Linked DNA regions of Homo sapiens: region 2 is linked to region 1. A link is a contact called in ENCODE Hi-C or POLR2A ChIA-PET data. All regions are on one chromosome and are shown on one strand. Each heading gives the region's core, a stretch centred on a gene start or an enhancer-like site at or near the end of the contact. The rest is flanking DNA. Distances are from core to core; before and after follow the strand shown. Region 1 holds the start of LINC01694 (long intergenic non-protein coding RNA 1694). Region 2 overlaps PCBP3 (poly(rC) binding protein 3).

Region 1 (7,237 bases), core at 2,765-5,264:
GGTGCAGGAGGCTGAGGCAGGAGAATCACTTGAACCCAGGAGGTGGAGGTTGCAGTGAGCCCAGATCGCGCCATTGCACTCCAGCCTGGCGACAGAGTGAGACTCCATCTAAAAACAAAACAAACAAAAAAAACAGTTCTGATGGTGTCCCGTCCACTTATTTTTAACGCCACGTTTTAGTTCTTTAAACACATGGGTCACGATACTCCCAGGCCCAGGTTGGGCCGCTCTCTTCCTCGTCTCCCCTTGAGGCCGGGGACGTGTAGGAGTGGGGCCTTCGCACGGAGTTCTCCAGCGGACTTCTTCCTTTCTTGCCTTTCCGTTTTTTTTTTTTTTTTTAATTTTTAATTTTCCCGTTCCACCCAGACCCCTCTGGGGCGCGAGGAAGGTCCCCAGGCTGCGGGTCCCGCGCCGGCCCGGCCGCGCTTCTAAGGCAGGACTGCCGCGTGTCGGTCACGGTGTCGCGTATTCTCCGCGGGACGGACGTGTCTTCAGGTCCAACCCGCCCGGTGGGAAGCGCAGACACTGATTTTCCAGAAAAAGTCCTCCTTCCGTTTCCCGCACTGGTAGGAAAGCTGGGGAGAGAGAAGGAGTCTCACCGTCCTGGACCAGTCGGAACCACAGAGGCCGCTCCGGGTCCGGGGGCGACTTCCGAGTGGGGGAAGGAGGCCGGAGGGCGCGCGGCCGAGCCCAGACCCAGCAGAGCGCGCGGCCGCCCGCTCCCAGGTTTCCCTCCATCTCGGCCCCGGCCGCCTCTGAGGTTCTGGACCAAGCCCAGTGCCCGCTGCCCGCAGAAGGCCTCACTCTGGAGCCGGCGGGGAGGGCGGGGACGCGGCTGTCCAGAGCTCCGTGCCCGCCCCGGGAGTTCGAAGGGTGCTGGGGCCGAGGGGAAGGCTCTGGTCGGCGGCGTCAGCGGCAGCTCCCAGACGACCTAGGACTGCAAAGGGCCCAGGACGGGGGGCGGGGCGGAGACAGGAGGCGGGGCGGAGGCATGGGGGCGGAGACATGAAGGGGCGGGGCTGGGGCGGGGCTGAGGCAGGAGGGGCGGGGCTGAGGCAGGAGGGGCGGGGCTGAGGCAGGAGGGGCGGGGCAGAGCCTGAGACACCCCGCCCCGCCCCCCACCTCCACCTCGAGCCCGCCCCTCTCCCAGGCTCCTGCTCCAGGGCGAACCCGGGGGTCCTCTCCCATGGCTCTGTGGGGGACCCCGGGGAGGTCGCCCTGGCACGGGACACTGTCGCGGGGTAGGACCCGAGAGGGTCTGGGGCGGTCAGGCTTCATCCTGAGCACCGCCCGGGTGCAGGGAGCGCTGGGTGCTGGGTAAGCGCGCGCCTGCGGGAGAGGCGGAGGCGGGGGCGGGGGCGGGGGCGGCAGGGAGCCCCTGGGCACCCACGGCGGGCGAGGCGGCGGCTTCCACTCCCAGGGAGCGGGGGTTTCGCGCAGGGGACGGCGCCCGGCTTGAAATTTAGGAAATTCCGGTGTCCCGCCCGCGCAAGAGGCGCTGGAGCATTTCCAGGTCGTTATAGGGCCCGGCCGCGTGGGGACCCCGGGGCAGATGCGCACCAAGCCTGGGACGCGCCTCCCAGGCCCTGCCCGAGAAACCCTTGCATGCGTGGGCACACACACAGAGATACACACAACACTCCATATGGACACACACACACACACAGATACACATAACACTCCATATGGACACCCACACACACTCCACATAGACACACACAACACTCCACATAGACACACACATAGATACACACCACTCCACATAAGACACACACACAGATACATACCACTCCGCATAGGCACACACACACATACACAGGTACACACAACACTCCATATGGACACACACACAGAGATACATACTACACATAGACACACACCATGCACAAACCACACACACATGCAACACTCCACAGACATACACACAGATACACAGATACACCACGCCACATAGACACACCATCACACCACACACACAAAACACATCACATAGAGACACACACCACACACATACAAGATGCCACATAGATACACCACACACAAACCACACACACACACCTCATAGACACACAAACCATGCACACTATGCACAAACCACACACACGCATACATACCCACAACACACCACATACACACCATGCATACCACACCCACACTCCACATAGACACACAAACCACGCACACATACATACACACAACACACCATATGCACAAATCACGCACCAGCCACACACACAACAGGCCACATAGACACACACAACACGCACACCACACACACAAAACACTCCACATCGACACACAACTCACGCACAAACCACACACACACAACATGCCACATAGGCACACACACCACGCACACCACACACACACAAAACACTCCATGTCGACACACAAATCACACACAAACCACACACACAAAACACTCCACATAGACACACATACCATGCACACCACCCACACACAAAAAAACACACCACATAGACGTGTTAGGTAGTTAGACACACATCAGCAGCTGGGAGAGGGTAAAAAGGAGAACAGAGAAGCTGTCATTAAGCCCCTGGCCCACCTAAGTTCAGCCCCGAGCCCGCCCTAACTCCACCATGAGGGACGGAGTTTGAAGTGAAACCTGTGGCCAGCATGTCCTGTGGAAGGGGAAACCAGGGCACAGGTAGAAATCCCTAGAGCAGCATGTGCCCAGTGACCTAAAACTGTAATAACATTTACATGTGGCCCCCCCACACTGGGCTTTTCTTAATGAATTATGGGTAAAAATATGCACAGTTTAATTTTAGCTGTGTCACCATAAGCTGCCAAATGACATCAGCCTGTCACTCAGCCCAAACCTCAGCTACTTCTCACACCCCACAGAAGCACCTTGAGCTCTGTAACCAGGTGCTGATGTCACTTCTCAGAAATCAGCCTGCACACCCTCTGAGACAGTATTACTGGAAATTTCAATCAACCTTGTTTTAAGCTTACATTTTGGTGTTTGCAGTTCTTTGCTCACTGTCACAAGAACCCAGATTGCTGGTTCAGAGCTCTGGCTCTGTGGATCTTGTCGGTTAAAAAATCCATCCGAACACAGAATTCTCGGTAACACACACACAATACACCAGGTGGACATACAACACACACATGCACAAGGATGTTCACGATGACAGTGCTTGAAATAGAGGAAAACAATGCGTCCACATTTCCGTCAGTCAACCGTGGCCCGCCTATGGCCACCCGTCCATAGGGTCTGGATGAGGTCAAACGGGGGCCCCGTCAACAGCACAAGAAAATCATCAGCCAATTTTGCTTGGGAACAAGGGTGCAAAAATCTAAACTTACAGAAATCACTACACAAATCTGACAGTGATTTAAAGATAACACCCGGTGATCAGATAGGAGTGCAGGAGTGCAGAGCGGGCTGACAGGGAAACCTGCGCCTGTTGAGGCAGGAAAATTGGGTCTGGAGGCAGGGAGCATAAGGCAGTTCACACTTCAGCTACCACAGGAAATATCCTCTCCATAGGGCATGGGCCAAGTAAATGACTTTGTAACTTCACTTCATCCTCTCCAGTTACATAGGGTGTACCCCCAAGAAGCCCCATGGCGCCATCACTCCACGGCCCCATCACCCCACGGCCCCGTCGCCCCACGGCCTCGTCGCCCCACAGCCCCGTCGCCCCACGGTCCCATCACCCCATGGCCCCGTCATTTCAGCACTGGCGGCTGCTCTGCCCTGGGATGCGCCTGTCACGTGCAGTGATTTAAACATCAGTGAGGTGATTGATTCAAATACTGCGTACTCTTGCTAGTATTTTCCTTGCATGCTGATATGGTTTGGCTGTGTCCCCACCTAAATCCCAACTTGAATTGTATCTCCCAGAATTCCCACGTGTTGTGGGAGGGACCCAGGGGGAGGTAATTGAATCACGGGGACCGGTCTTTCCTGTGCTATTCTCGCCAGAGTGAATAAATCTCACGAGATCTGATGGGCCTATCAGGGGTTTCTGCTTTTGCTTCTTCCTCATTTTCTCTTGCTGCCGCCATGATTCTGAGGCCTCCCCAGCCATGTGGAACTGTAAGTCCAATTAAACCTTTTTTTCTTCCCAATCTCGGGTATGTCTTTGTCAGCGGCATGAAAAGGGACTAATACACATGCTTTATTGGTGACCAGGAGATGTTTTAAATTTTTCTATATGATTGTGGATTTCTCTTCTTCTTTCTTGGACTCTGCAACTTTGTTTTCTGTAGTTTGAGGCTGGCATCTTCCCGTGGGCTGGGCCCCATGCCACCAGCTGACCCTGGTCTGCTGAGCTCCTTGCCCGTGGTTCCTCTGCTTGGTGTTAATGCAGCCACCCCAGCTTTCCAGACCTCCCTTTCCATTTATCTTTCTGTGGCCTTACATTGAGGGTGTGTCTCCTGCAGGATCCAGTGTATCTTTATCTTTGAATTGAACTTTCTGGTTCTTTTGTTTTGATTCCATTATCTGCGTTTGAATTCTGGCATTATGAATTGTTTTCTGTTTTTCCTACTTGTTCCCTGTTCCTTCTTCTCCTCGTGGCTTCGATTATTTTTTATTCCATGTTTATCCTCTCTTAGCCTGCCAGTTATGAATTACTGTTCATTCAGTAGTTATCCATGTTAAAGTCCAGTGTAAATTCTTCCTGCTATCTCTTACCAGACCACCAAAGATTTACATCACCCCTTTATTCCATCCCACCCTTTGTTCTGTTGTTCTTATGTATTTTAACTCTACTTGCATGTCAAACTCTGGAAATCACTATTGTTATTATTTTCTTTTTCATTTTTTCGGGTCTTGCTCTGTCACCCAGGCTGGAGTGCAGTGGCACCGTCACAGGTCACTGCAGTCTCCAACTCCCAGGCTCTACCAATCCTCCCACCTCAGCCTCCCCAGTAGCCAGTACTACAGGCATACACAACCATGCAGTCTAATTTTTTAAAATTTTTGGTAGAGACAGCGTCTTGCTGTGTTGCCCAGGCTGGTCTCAAACTCCTGGGCTCAAGTGATCCTCCTGCCTCTGCCTCCTAAAGTGCTGAAATTGCAGGTGTGAGCCCCCGTGCCGGACACATTATCATTATTTTCTACCATGTATGCGTCTCTTTATTCACTTCCCTTTCCCGGGTCTGCGTTCCTTCCTTTATCCCCAAGCTCCCACCCCACCCTGGGGGGTCATTTCCTTTCCACCCTAAGAGCCCCTCATCATGGGTGCCGGTCTCTGGGTGGTCACTCCCCGGCCCGTCCGGGGTCACCTCCCTCCCACTCCCCTGCCTGCCTGGGGCCACCTCCCTCCACTCCACTGCTCATCCAGGGTCACCTTCCTCCACTCCCTTGCCTGCCTGGGGTCACCTCCCTCCCACTCCCCTGCCTGCCTGGGGTCACCTCCCTCCCACTCCCCTGCCTGCCTGGGGCCACCTCCCTCCACTCCTCTGCAGCTTCTCTGCATTGCTTCTTCTCCTTCACCTTTTTTGGTTGATTTTCATCTTGTACCCTTGGCATTTTTGGTTGAGTGACAGATGTTCATAGGACAGGTCTCAGGCCACCAGTGGTGCCGTCTCCAGGGAGCCGAGTGGCGCTCGCTCCTGTGGTCACCCAGGGAGGGAGGCCCTTGTGACCCAACTGCAGACTCTGGGAGGGTGGGGTCAGGCTGATTCCCCTTCAGGGTTCCCACCAACAGCTGAGGGGCTTCTCGGGGCCCCTTTGTTTCCTTTGGCCCCATGAGTGCTGAGAGCTGAGTCCGGCTCCCATGGCTCAGCTCAGCTTTTGCTTCCCCAGTTATTGGTCAGCCCGGATCCACGCCGCCCCAAGCATCAGCCCATCATCCTTACTTTCCCCGTCTTTCAGACCTTGGCCCCCAAAATTGTCACTGCTTTAGGAGTTCTTCATTGATTTCGAACAGACATTTTAAGATAGTTTTTTCTAGCTTGTGTTGTGTTTTTAATGGGAGAGTTGGTCAGCGTCTGCTGGAACAGAGCTACGCCTATGGAACCGTAGACTTGTTCGTGCTTTATTGTAAGTTTCAGTCGCTCCTGTGTGCATGTGTGCATGTGCCTGGTGTGTGTGTCTTTGCATGTGTGTGCTCACATCTACATGTGCGTCTGCACATGTGCATCTGTGCATGTGTCCGTCTGTCTGCATGTATCTGTGCATGTGTGTGCACATGTGCATGTGTGTGATCTGAGGCATCTTCCCATGACTGCTGCTTTCTGCTCCAGTTGCTCCTGGCTGAGCATCAGTGCAGCATCAGTGCACCCCCTCAGCACCTGGACACCACTCCAGAGACTTCTGAGCAGAGGCTGACAGCGCAGGGGGGCTTACTAGCTGCCTTTCATGCTGGCCGTGGTGGGTGAGCTGTCCAGCTCTCCTCTCCCAGATCTTCCAGGGGCCAGCAGGCTTCCACTAACCACAGGGCCTGGGGGCACTTCAGTCTACCAGGGCAGATGCTTGCCAGGCCCATGGGGACCAGCAGGCTCCCGCAGGCCCTCCCAAAGCCACATGCAGCAGTGCGGCTGGCAAGCCCCACTTGGGGGAGACCCTGCTGTTGCCGGCCAGGCCTGTGGGACAAGTACAGTCTGACATCTTTGCCGATGGCCTGGAGATGAGCACCCCCTGCTCTCTCCTCGATGTTGCAGCAGAACCCACGCGTAGAGAGGGTTGGGGCGAGCAGTCCAGGCAGACCCCCGGGATTTTCCTGCCGTATTGCACAAGCATTCATGCGTTCATTTAATCTTGCTTTTTTAGGCAATACTTTAAAGACACAAAGTCTCAACAACCATCTTCCGCTTGACGAGACAGATCATTCTAATTTGAGCAGAAGCTACTATGTCCTGCCCTTTGAACGCGGCGGCCCGGACAGCTGACAAGGACACACTGTGTATTTCCATTCCAATTCTGGGAGTGCTCTGAGGCCTCTGGGGGAGAAGGACCCATGAAATATTCAAAACATAAGTGAATAAAATATCTAGGTGCTAGATATGGGCCAGGAAGAGCCCTCGGCCCTGCAAAGTGTGTGTGATGGTGAGAAGCTACCGGAAGAGATGGTCCCTGTGCTTGGTTCATTCCTTGGACATTTATCAAGCTGACGAATGTAGCAGAGGTGCTTCAGTCGGCTGTAATTCCACGGGTGGAGTGCTGGCTGGAGAGTTACCTGGGGCTGTCACACTGCATGGGCTCCGGGACACTGTGGCTGCCCTTATGTGGTGTCCCCGGAGGGCCCTGCAGGTGTCA
Region 2 (6,531 bases), core at 2,792-5,291, 220 kb after region 1:
GTGGTGAGTGGTGACTGAGTGATGAGTGGTGAGTGGTGAGTGGTGAGTGATGAGTGGTGAGTGAGTGATGAGTGGTGAGTGAGTGGTGAGTGGTGAGTGATGAGTGGTGAGTGAGTGATGAGTGGTGAGTGAGTGGTGAGTGATGAGTGATGAGTGGTGAGTGGTGAGTGATGAGTGGTGAGTGAGTGATGAGTGGTGAGTGGTGAGTGATGAGTGGTGAGTGGTGAGTGAGTGGTGAGTGAGTGGTGAGTGATGAGTGGTGAGTGGTGAGTGAGTGGTGAGTGATGAGTGGTGAGTGATGAGTGAGTGGTGAGTGGTGAGTGAGTGGTGAGTGATGAGTGAGTGGTGAGTGGTGAGTGGTGAGTGATGAGTGGTGAGTGAGTGGTGAGTGGTGAGTGAGTGGTGAGTGGTGAGTGAGTGGTGAATGATGAGTGAGTGGTGAGTGATGAGTGGTGACTGGTGAGTGAGTGGTGAGTGATGAGTGGTGAGTGAGTGGTGAGTGATGAGTGAGTGGTGAGTAGTGAGTGATGAGTGGTGAGTGAGTGGTGAGTGGTGAGTGATGAGTGAGTGGTGAGTGAGTGGTGAGTGAGTGGTGAGTGATGAGTGAGTGGTGAGTGAGTGATGAGTGGTGAGTGGTGAGTGTTGAGTGAGTGATGAGTGATGGGTGAGTGGTGAGTGATGAGTGAGTGGTGAGTGGTGAGTGAGTGGTGAGTGGTGAGTGAGTGGTGAGTGGTGAGTGAGTGGTGAGTAGTGAGTGGTGAGTGGTGAGTGAGTGGTGAGTGGTGAGTGAGTGATGAGTGAGTGGTGAGTGATGAGTGGTGAGTGATGAGTGAGTGGTGAGTGAGTGGTGAGTGAGTGGTGAGTAGTGAGTGATGAGTGGTGAGTGGTGAGTGAGTGGTGAGTGGTGAGTGAGTGATGAGTGAGTGGTGAGTGATGAGTGGTGAGTGGTGAGTGATGAGTGAGTGGTGAGTGAGTGGTGAGTGGTGAGTGAGTGGTGAGTGATGAGTGAGTGGTGAGTGGTGAGTCAGTGGTGAGTGGTGAGTGGTGAGTGAGTGATGAGTGATGGGTGAGTGGTGAGTGATGAGTGAGTGGTGAGTGAGTGGTGAGTGATGAGTGAGTGGTGAGTAGTGAGTGATGAGTGGTGAGTGGTGAGTGAGTGGTGAGTGGTGAGTGAGTGGTGAGTGATGAGTGAGTGGTGAGTAGTGAGTGATGAGTGGTGAGTGGTGAGTGAGTGGTGAGTGGTGAGTGGTGAGTGATGAGTGAGTGGTGAGTGAGTGGTGAGTGAGTGGTGAGTAGTGAGTGATGAGTGGTGAGTGGTGAGTGAGTGGTGAGTGGTGAGTGAGTGATGAGTGAGTGGTGAGTGATGAGTGGTGAGTGGTGAGTGATGAGTGAGTGGTGAGTGAGTGGTGAGTGGTGAGTGAGTGGTGAGTGATGAGTGAGTGGTGAGTGGTGAGTCAGTGGTGAGTGGTGAGTGAGTGATGAGTGATGGGTGAGTGGTGAGTGATGAGTGAGTGGTGAGTGAGTGGTGAGTGATGAGTGAGTGGTGAGTAGTGAGTGATGAGTGGTGAGTGGTGAGTGAGTGGTGAGTGGTGAGTGAGTGGTGAGTAGTGAGTGGTGAGTGGTGAGTGAGTGGTGAGTGGTGAGTGAGTGATGAGTGAGTGGTGAGTGATGAGTGGTGAGTGGTGAGTGAGTGGTGAGTGGTGAGTGAGTGGTGAGTGGTGGGTGAGTGAGTGATGAGTGAATCTGAAGGCCAGGACATTACTGTGCACTGCTGTAGACTTCATAAGTACTGTACACTTGGGATATGCTAAATTTATGATATAACAAAATTTATTTCTTCAATAATAAATTAACCTTAGCTTACTCTAACTTTTTTGCTTTATAAACCTTTAGATTTATTTTTTAACTTTTGACTCTTTTGTAATAACGCTTAGCTTAAAACACAAACACATTGTATGCAGCTACGCCAAAATATTTTCTTTGTTTTTATAAGAATTTTTCATGTTTAAGATCCCCTTCCCCTTCCCCCTCCCCGTCCCCTGCCCCTCCCCTCCCTCTCCCTCCTCCCCCTCCTCCTCCCCTTCCCCCTCCCCTCCCCTCCCCTCCCCTCCCCTCCCCTTTTGTTAAAAACTGAGACACACACACACACTTTAGCCTAGGCCTGCACAGGGTCAGAATCGTGCATGCCACTGTCTTCCACCTCCACGCCTTGTCCCGCTGGAAGGTCCTCAGGGGCAGTAACAGGCGTGGAGCTGTCCTCTGCTGTGATCACAGTGCCTGCTTCTTGACACCTCCTGAGAGACCTGACTGAGGCTGTTCTATGTTAACTTTTTTTTTTTTAATAAATAGAAGGAGTACACTAGAATAATGGTAAAAATATAGTATAGTAAATACACAAACCAGTAACACCATCGTTTATTATCATCGTCAGGTATTACTATTGTAAGTAATTGTACGAGTTACGCTCTGATGTGACTGGCAGGGCAGCAGGTGAGTTTACACCAGTATCACCACAGGCGTGGGGGGAGCCAGCTGCACTCCTTCCTAAGGAGGCCACAGCGTTGCAGGGTGATGGGACTTTTCAGCTCCATTCTAATTTTAAGGGACGGCTGTGGTATATGGCACGTCTGTTGTTGCCTGAAATGCCGTTGTGTGGCACGTGACTATATATGCTACGCTGTTAAGAATTTGGGGTGTTGTGTTTGTTGTTTTTGGTTTTTATTTCTGCAGGCATCTAATTTACCGAAACTTCATGTCATGGCTCGGTCGAACTTTGTCAAGGAAAGTCTTCACTATCCCTTCCTCTAGAACTTAACGTTGTCCTCCTCCTAAGGTGTAGCCTTTCATGGGTCTCAAGTGAACACCCTGGATGCTGAGTGAGGGGCCTCCACTGTGGCTGTGAGCAGTCCCCGCCTCGTGGTACCACATGACATTTAGCGTGTCTGTTCACCTCATACTCCCCAGTAGTTCTGTCTCTCTCTGCCATTCCTCATGGAGTCCTTGCGTGCACAGCATAGTATTTGGCCAACATCTTCCTGCAGTTTGGGGGCCCCGTCTCCTCTTAGCTCTTGCCTCTGCTGTCCCCATCTCCCATATTCCAGCTGCTGCCGCAGCCCCCATGCTTGCCTTTTGTCCTCAGCCCCCCAGCGAGGCAGCAGCTTGTGTGTGTGCTGCACTGCCGTGAGCAGCAACTTGACAGTGGACGCAGCTAGAAAGCAGCCGGCGAGGAGCTCAGCGTGTGTCTCCGCCGGGTGAAAGATCACAGTCCTGCACCCTGCTGTGCAATGCTCGAACACACTTGCTTCTTATTTCTGTCCAATTCTTAAGGTTTTTACTGTGGGATCATAAGTCCTTACTCCTTCATGGTTGGAATCAAAATCCAAAACCTTGTGGTTTCCATTTTCAGTTGATGATATCCTTATGAACTCAGGATTTATTTCACTTTTGAAAAGTTAATAGTCTTTATGTTTTAGGGCAATTGTATTCTACAATACAGAAAAATTATTGGAAAGTATAGAGCGTGCCACCTCCTCCCCTCATACAGAGCTTCTCCTGTTACGTACATCTTGCCTCAAGTGTGGTACAGTCAATGAACCAATATTGGTACATTATTATTATTATTTTTTGAGACAGAGTCTCGCACTGTCGCCCAGGCTGGAGTGCAGTGGTGCGATCTTGGCTCACTGCAACCTCCACCTCCCGGGTTCACACCATTCTCCTGCCTCAGCCTCCCGAGTAGCTGGGACTACAGGTGCGTGCCACCAAGCCTGGCTGATTTTTTGTATTTTAATAGAGACGGGGTTTCACCTTGTTAGCCAGGATGGTCTCGATCTCCTGACCTCATGATCTGCCCGCCTCGGCCTCCTAAAGTGCTGGGATAACAGGTGTGAGCCACCGCGCCGGCCTGGTTCATTGTTATTCACGGATGGTCATAGTTTGCATTGGGGCTCACTGTGTTGAACACAGGTTTTGACAAGTGTCCAGTGACACGTGTCCCTGTCATTACTGTGTCATACAGAAGAGCTCCACTGCCCCCATGCGCTTCACGTACTCACTCCTCCCGTCCCTGAAGCCCCTGGCAACCACTCATGTTTTTATTGTCACTATAGTTTTGCCATTTGCAGAATGTTTTGTAAGAAACTGCCACAGTTTTGTAAGAAACTGCCAAACTACCTTCCCAAGTGGTTGCATCACTTTGCAAACTAAAATCTCTCTAACCGTGAGATCTATTAGTCATGCTCCTTGGTATTTACTCAAAGGATTTGAAAACTTCAGCCTACACAACAACCTGCACACAGATGTTTATAGCAGCTTTGTTTATCATTGCCAACACTTGGAAGCAACCAAGACATCCTTTAGTAGGCAAATGAATACACCAGTGGTGCATCCAGACAGTGGAATATGATTCAGCACTACAAAGAAATGAGCTGTCAAACCATGAAGTGATGCGGAGGAACCTTGAATGCGTGTTACTTAGTGAAAGAGGCCAGCCTGAAAAGGCTGCATGCTATACGATTCCAACTATATGACATTCTGGAAAAGACAAAACTATAAAAATAGTATAAAGATCAGTGGTTGCCAAGAGTTGGGCGGAGAGATGGATGTGTAGGTGGATCACAGAGTACTTTTACTACAGGGAAAATACTCCGGGTGATGCTGTAATGGTGGATGCGTGTCATTACACATTTGCCCAAACCACAGAGTACAGCACCGAGCGTGAGCCCTGCTGTGAACTCTGGACCTGGGGGGTGGTGATGTGCCCACATGGGTTTGGTTGTGACTCATGTACTGCTCTGGTGGCGGGCTGTGGGGGATGGGCCGTGGGGGATGGGGGTATATAGGAAATCTCTGTGTTTTGTGCTCAGTTTGCTGCTCTAAAAAATAAAACCTAAACAAAGCAGTCGGAGTCCCTGAAGACTGTCCTGTGACAGAGCAGGAAGGGCTCCCTTAGCTCTGAGGGAAAGCGCTGGTTATGTATTTGCTCTTCTCCCAAGAACACACAGTCTAATTTTGATCCTCTTTACAGACGGGATGAAGGGCATGTTCATCAAGTAAGCGGATGCAGGTGCAGAGACCACACCTGGCACGACACTGCCGTTGGGCACCCCAAGGCCGAGGCCGGCAGCCACTGTTGTCCCCAGAGTCCATCTGGTTTCTAGAGTGGAAAATGGAAAGGGGTCAAACCGCCCACGCAGCCCTGAAGTCCTTGATGGTAGTGTAGATTCTACAGTCTTCCCCAGGTGCTATCTTGGCTGAGGTGGGGAAGGCTCCTGGGGACTGTACTTGGCCTTTTCTGCCTTAATATCCTGCTCAAGGCCGGGGCCAGAGGGCTTGTCTGGCAGCTGCTGGGCGCCTCTGTCCAGTGCTGTACCAGAACGTCTAGCAGATGGGTGTGCGGGCACAGGGCCTCTGCCAGATGGACTCGGGCCAAGCTCCGTCTGTCATGTTAATTGTGGGTCCATGATGGTGTCTGAGTCCCCTGGAGTGGGCAGGAGCTCAGGCCCCAGACCCAGCCATTGTCTGAAGGTCCAGGGCCTGGCCACTCACTCTGCCCATCATGCTGTCACTCCAGGCAGTTACTCAGGCCCGCTGGGGAAGGTGGGGTGAATGTTTGCTCTACACCGCAGGACTGTTGCGGGTCTTCCCTGGAGACTGGGTCTCCGTTTCAGCCACTGGCTCTGACCCATGGACCAGCTCAGACCTCATCTCCTCTGAAGGGAGTGGCGCTGGCCTTTTCCTGGCTCTCGGCTATGTGTGGGATGATGCTGGCCTTCTCCCGGCTGTCAGGTGTTTTTGGTGTGTCCATGTCAAGTGTATCCGTCCTGGGAACACCCAGTCCGGCTGCCATGGCAGTGGGCACCACGGGCCAGCACACCTTTGCTGCCTGTGAGGTCGTTGCGCCTACCTGGCCCCATGGGCCCCATTTTATCTCGTCGCTTTGCTGTCTGGGAACTTTGTCACCCACGGATAGGAGTGCCAGGCCCAGGAGGATGTCACGCAGTGTTGGCACTTCAGCTTGGCTGCTGTTCTCCCACAATCCTTGTGAGGGCCTGTGATGACCCAGGTCAGGATAGGACAGGTGGCTTGGGTTCTGCGGGCCACACGGTCTGCAGTGTGCGTGGCCTTGACCTGGTGCTGGAAGGCAGCTGCAGACCACGAGTCAAGGAGGGGGTGAGACTGTGCTCCGGGGAAACGTGGATTGTGGATATGGGCAGCCAGCGGGGCCTGCAGACCCCTGGGTTAGAGCCAAGCCCCAGAGGCACCTTGGTTTCTGAGAAGCCAGAGGAGGGAGTTCCTGGGACCTGGGGGATGACCATGGACCTCTGCTGCCACCTCGTGGCAGGGCTGACGTATCTGAGCCACGTCCTTTTCTCCCGGTTTAGAAATATCCTGGTGGGAGGCGCTTTTTCATCCTTGCAGCAGACAGGCAGCTCTGTTGGCCACACGATCTGGGCTGTGTGCCCCGCCTTCAGCAGAGGCCCTCAGGACCCTGCGGGATACAGCCTCGAGAGGACAGAGCCTCAGACTCTG

What was found. Hi-C counts contacts between places; a loop is a spot of excess contacts on that map. ChIA-PET counts read pairs that join two places held with the same protein, here RNA polymerase II (POLR2A). Pooled maps may share reads with other maps.
Region 2: a map of PC-3 shows a loop between it and region 1 (7-fold over the local background). The contact joins the enhancer-like site here to the promoter of LINC01694 in region 1. A Hi-C loop is called at or near these places in 15 of 168 maps with a recorded cell type or tissue (CD4-positive, alpha-beta T cell, CD4-positive, alpha-beta memory T cell, CD8-positive, alpha-beta T cell and 10 more), 9 of 37 single-sample maps with no recorded cell type and 20 of 50 pooled maps. POLR2A ChIA-PET finds 5 or more read pairs at or near these places in 1 of 52 experiments (activated CD4-positive, alpha-beta T cell).

What each region holds. Positions count from the first base shown.
Region 1 is chr21:45,589,640-45,596,876 of GRCh38, forward strand. LINC01694 (long intergenic non-protein coding RNA 1694) reads left to right here and starts at 4,015. Exons shown (of 2, transcript NR_146912.1): 1 at 4,015-4,069; 2 at 6,752-7,237. It overlaps LOC107985485 (a long non-coding RNA gene), which reads right to left. Exons shown (of 2, transcript XR_001755092.2): 2 at 1-575. RefSeq lists enhancers at 1-501, 6,070-6,571 and silencers at 773-842, 883-1,032, 1,043-1,532, 7,116-7,237.
Region 2 is chr21:45,814,415-45,820,945 of GRCh38, forward strand. All of the region lies in intron 4 of PCBP3 (poly(rC) binding protein 3), which reads left to right. Among named protein-coding and RNA genes, the nearest start is that of PCBP3-AS1, 19 kb to the right of the region's middle. RefSeq lists enhancers at 2,593-3,094, 3,095-3,594. Within about 2 kb of position 4,042, at least 3 of the 41 ENCODE cell types and tissues checked have a DNase peak (open chromatin) inside an H3K27ac peak, as active enhancers do; they include PC-3, where a contact is called at or near this core.